Linked DNA regions of Homo sapiens: region 1 is linked to region 2. The links are chromatin loops, found by intact Hi-C in ENCODE. Cell type or tissue: gastrocnemius medialis. All regions are shown on one strand. Region 1 overlaps SERGEF (secretion regulating guanine nucleotide exchange factor). Region 2 overlaps OTOG (otogelin).

Region 1 (2,500 bases), 270 kb before region 2:
GAGCTGTTTGCCAGACAGGGAGACAGCAGCTAAAGGCAGAGCAACAGTTTTTTAGTTCTATTGGTTACCAGTGCTCTGTCCCAGGTCTTGCCTTTCTCAGGCAAAATATGGTACAAAAGATTAAAGATGATACATCTGTATACGGCATTTACTATGAATGGAGCTTTCAGGACTGGAAGTTGTTCTGGGTGAGTCAGTGAGTGAGTGATGAGTGAATATGAAGGCCCAGGACATTATTATATACTACTGTAGCCTTTATAAACACTATACACTTAGGCTGTAAATACTGTGCACTTAGGCTACACTGAATTACACACAAAAAATCTCTTTCTTCAAACGTAAATTAACCATAGCTTACTATAACATGTTGCTTTATGAACTTTAAAAAACTTTTTTACTCTTGTAATAACACAGCTTAAAACACATTGTACACAGTACAAAAATATTTTTTAATATATTTTATAAGCTATTTTCTATTTCTTAAATTATTATTATTATTATTTTGCTTTTTAAACTTTTTTGTTTAAAACACAAACACACACATTAGCTCAGGCCTGTACGGGGTCAGAATTATCAATATCACTGTCTTTCACCTCCACATCTTGTCTCACTGGAAGGTCTTCAGAGGCATGTATGGAGCCATCATCTCCAATGGTAACAATGCCTTCTTCTGTAATATCTCCTGAAGGACCTGCCTTTTAGGAGGTATTTTTACAGTTAACTTAAAAAAAAGATAAGTAGAAGGAATACACTCCAAAATAACAATAAAAAGTATAGTATAGTAAATACACAAACCAGTAACATAGTCATTTATTTATCAAGTATTATTACATACTGTACATAATTGTATGTGGTAGACTTTTATATGACTAGAAGCACAGTAGGTTTGTTTACACCAGCATCATCACAAACATGTGAGTAATGTGTTGTGTTACAACATTATCACAGCTACTATGGCAGTAGGCAATAGGAATTTTTTCAGCTCCCTTATAATCTTATGGGACTACCATTGTATATATGGTCCAGTTGTTGACCGAAACTTGGTGATGTTTTGGTCAACAAAATAGCATGACTATATTTTTATGGTTTTATTTTTGGCATCTAAATCTTCGATCCATATGGAATTTATCCTGGTATAAGTCAGGTGTGCATTCAGCCTCACAATTTTTTAAATGGCTGATCAGTTATCTCAAAACTGTTTATTGAATTCTTTGGCTGCCTTCCTGGGTCCTGTTGCTACGAGAGCAGTCCTAAGGCATTACCCAAAATTGCACAGCTGGTCAGTAGCAGAGCTGGGACTAGCACTCAAGTTTAGCTTGTGCTATTCAGAAGGAGATGGTGCCTGGTTCTCAAGGGGCTTTCTCAAGTGGTTGCCTGAGCTGTTTGCCAGACAGGGAGACAGCAGCTAAAGGCAGAGCAACAGTTTTTTAGCTCTCTTGGTTACCAGTGCTCTGTCCCAGATCTTGCCTTTCTCAGCCCTGGAACTGATATATTCGTTGCCACTACCACACCTGGCCGCTTGGGGCACCATATTTTCCTCTCCAACAGGCCAGAAACATGATAAACCTTTTACATTTAAGAAAGATGTTTCACAATAAATACAGAGTGTTTTTTTTACAGAATCTTGCTTATTGCTCAAGTCACATTTCTGTTAAGTCATACATTTTCAAGGCATAGCTTCAAATCCCAAGATGTAACTTTTTACCTCTCAATCAAGGTGGATTTTTCACTGTTCCTAAAGAAGCGACATTTATATCACTCCACAGGAGTCATTCTATATGACACCACAGGTGAGGGTGCCAGGCTGTTGAGGAGGCTCCCATACTTGCTAAATTACTCTTTCATGCTGGCCATTTTAGGCACAAGGTTGACCACCTGTTTAGCACAATGCTCTGGTCCTTTTTAGGGTTGCTTACAGTAGTAGAAACTGCATTTGTGACCCACTGCACTTGTTTACAGTTACTCAAGAGGCTTGAGGCCTTGCGAAAGTAAATCTAATGTGAACTCAAAGAGGAAAATACAAAAAATTAGAGCAAGTTAGAGACAGCCTTCCACTGTGCACCATAACTAGAGTTATGGTGATAACTCTCTGTGTTATCCTAGGCAGTTACTCTCCTTCTCTGGGCCTCTAGAATCCCCATCTGGGAAATGTGGGAGCTGGACTAGACAATTTCTAAAGTCTTCTGCAACTCTCAAAGTCTGTCTTCATGTCCACAAACTGTGTTTAACATCTTCATAGACTCAGACCATCTATACTTGCCATGCATGCAATAGGTGCTTCATGTGTTTGTTAAATACTCAATGAACATTATATGCAATATTTTCTCATTCTCTCCTTTCAGCTTACTAGTGTCTGATGATGTGCCATGTAGTGTTATGGATGCTGTGGAGGAATACAACATTCATGGAATTCACATTCATGGAACTCACATTTAGTGGGAAAGAGAGCTATGGGAATTAAATTTGGCCATACTTTGGACTTAAATACTGAATGAATGAA
Region 2 (2,500 bases):
ACTCTACCAAGGTCTGACCCTGGCCCAACTGGATGAAGTTCGGTGCTAAAAACTACTCCTGGGCAGCCCTTCTCTACCCCACCCACCCAATCCCAGTGATTAAATTGATGAATTGGCTCTAAACTGGACATTAACCTCCCCTGGGTCTTTGGTTATGACCTGTGTTTTCACCCTCGTTAATCTAAATGTCAGAGCATCTCCCGGAACCCTGCAACCTTGGCTGAGTTTGAAGATGAATGTGGCAGGCCACATGTTTTGTTCCACCCATAGTCAGAAAGGGCAGTTTGTGTCTGCTTTTGCCAAAAGCTAATCTTCGGGGAACCCAAGGTGATGTTCTGTGGGCCTGATGAGCTAGATTATGAAGGCGGAGGAGCTGGCACATAAGTGAGAATGGGGTTTTTCCTTCCTGGTGGGGCTGCCCTGCCGAGCACAGTCCCCGGGAGCTGGCCTGCCTGGGCCCCGGACAGGGGCTGCAGGAACTGCTGAGGATAGAGGTGCAGGACACCCCTGGGCCCTTCACTGTCAGGGCTCTCTCTGCATGATGGGGGCCCTCCCATTCCGGGTCACGGCTCTTCCAGGGCCAGCAGCGCCTCGGGATGGCTGATGCTGTGTGGCGTCAGGACAGGGCTGGCAGTGCCTGAGCCCCTGAGACTCTGCGTGGGGAGGAGGGGCTTACCTTTGTTAAAGAAGTCACAGTCATACGCTGAAAGAGAGAGAACAGGAACTTCCTGAGAGCCAGCCCAGAGCCTGGAACAGACAGACAGAGCCAAGGCTCCCAGCATCCCAGCCTCCCTTCTTCCCCAAGTGCTGGGCCTGGCCTGCCTCCCACATGTCAAGATTTGGGAATGGTCATGGATGCAGATGTCTTAAGTGGAGGAAAGAGAATGGCTCCTCTCTGGGCCGACAGCACGAGGCTCAAAGACTGGCACACAGTAGGCACCTCAGCGATGTGTCAAGTAAATGAACAAACGAATGAATGTTGAAAAGAAGCAGGTGTATTTTGTGTGGCGCCAAAGAGCAGGATTAGAACCAAGGAGTGGGAGTTTTAATCAGAAATGTTGCGGAAGGCCCCCAGAGGAATGCAAGCACAAGATGGAGGCTGGTCTTCCAAGAGCCTTCGGTGGGAAGGGGACCGGGAGCCCCCAGCATCCCCGGCTTCTTCAAGCCCCTTGCACTGCAGAGGCGCTTCCACCAGCCGAGCTGTGAGAAGCTCCCGCAAGCGTGAGCTCAGCTTGCCCTCTAGTGGTCATCCCCAGCACCACACCCTGTTCCCCTAGCCCCTCAGCTGCAGATTCTCAGTCCACTGAGGTGTGCCTGGGACCTTGCAGGAGACCCCTAAAGCCAGCAGCAAAGCCATGAGGAGCCAGGCGGATAGACCTGGGATAAAGCTTAGGAGCAGCATGCTTCACACATAGGCACGGTCTGAAGAGAGCCACCGACTCACTGCACACCCCAGACCACAAGGTCAATGCATCTGGGGTCACCCTCCAGAAAGAACACTAGGAGTCAGGAGACAGGCCCGCCATGTGGCTAGGGGCACGTGCCTGCCTCTCCCTCCATCTGCAGACTCAGAAGGCTGAACCAGAAAATTAGAAAATCTCCAAGTTTCTGGTTTCCAGGGTATACCCAGTCAAGGGGTGGTAGCCGAGAAGAGTCATTAAAAAGCCAGCTCTCTAGAGTCAGACCTGAGTTCAAATCCCACCTCCCTCACTCATCAGCTGTGCATACTGGACCAAATTACTTAACGTCAGTGAAATTTAGTGCCCTCCTCTAAGGTGGGACCGCTACGTACATCTGCCCCATAGACCTGCCAGGGCCTGGACCAGGGTAAGGCAAAGTGCTCATCTTGGATGTGAAATTTAAGGGGCTACCAAAAATCTCAGTAATCAAGATAAATACTATCTTAATGCAATATTTTTAAAACATCAAAATTAATGCAAAAATATCCATGATAAATAAAATATTACAATTTAAAAATAAAGACAAGATCATTAACAGTCTCCCACTGAGCCAGAGTAGAGACTGAGACAAAAGGAAACATTAATACTATTGATCCTTTGATAGTTTGTTCATCACAGTATTTTTACAGCAATTTTTATTTTACAGAAATATTATATTGAAACATTATTTCTCTTGATTACTGCATTTTTGGTGCCCCCTGAAACTTTGTACCCCAGGTAAGCACCTCAATCACCTCCCCCTAGTCTTGCATATTAAATGAAGTAATGCACATAGGCACAAGGCCTGGCACACAGTGGACCCTCAGCAAGTGTCCTTCTGCTCCACCTTCTTCCTTTGGCGTCTTGCCTGCAGGCCTCAGGGCTCTGGACATGTCAGTACCGGGTGTCCATGAAAAAATGACAACAACCCCCACATTAGCACAGGGCACTGTGCCAAGTGCTGTACATGCAATGCCTTGTTTAAACCTCACAGTACCCTACAAGGTAGAAGCAGTTATCTTCACCCTTCTATTACAGACGAAGAGACTCAGAGTGTGAGG

What was found. A loop is a pair of places that touch in the nucleus more often than their neighbours do. Peaks named below come from ENCODE experiments on the same cell type or tissue, not always from the same donor. Only the 100,000 strongest peaks of a DNase experiment are listed, where the experiment ranks them.
Region 1: a loop joins it to region 2, with 2.9 times the contacts of the local background. A loop is called at or near these places in 2 of 110 quality-filtered maps.

Annotation. Positions count from the first base shown.
Region 1 is chr11:17,863,625-17,866,124 of GRCh38, reverse strand. All of the region lies in intron 10 of SERGEF (secretion regulating guanine nucleotide exchange factor), which reads left to right. LOC124902642 (a long non-coding RNA gene) reads left to right here. Exons shown (of 2, transcript XR_007062610.1): 2 at 2,343-2,500. Among named protein-coding and RNA genes, the nearest start is that of KCNC1, 130 kb to the right of the region's middle. In gastrocnemius medialis, a CTCF peak has its summit at 1,511; no DNase peak of the experiment used is centred here.
Region 2 is chr11:17,597,874-17,600,373 of GRCh38, reverse strand. OTOG (otogelin) reads right to left here. Exons shown (of 56, transcript NM_001292063.2): 31 at 677-703. Among named protein-coding and RNA genes, the nearest start is that of OTOG, 52 kb to the right of the region's middle. In gastrocnemius medialis, a CTCF peak has its summit at 1,248 (motif pointing left); a DNase peak (open chromatin) is centred at 1,233.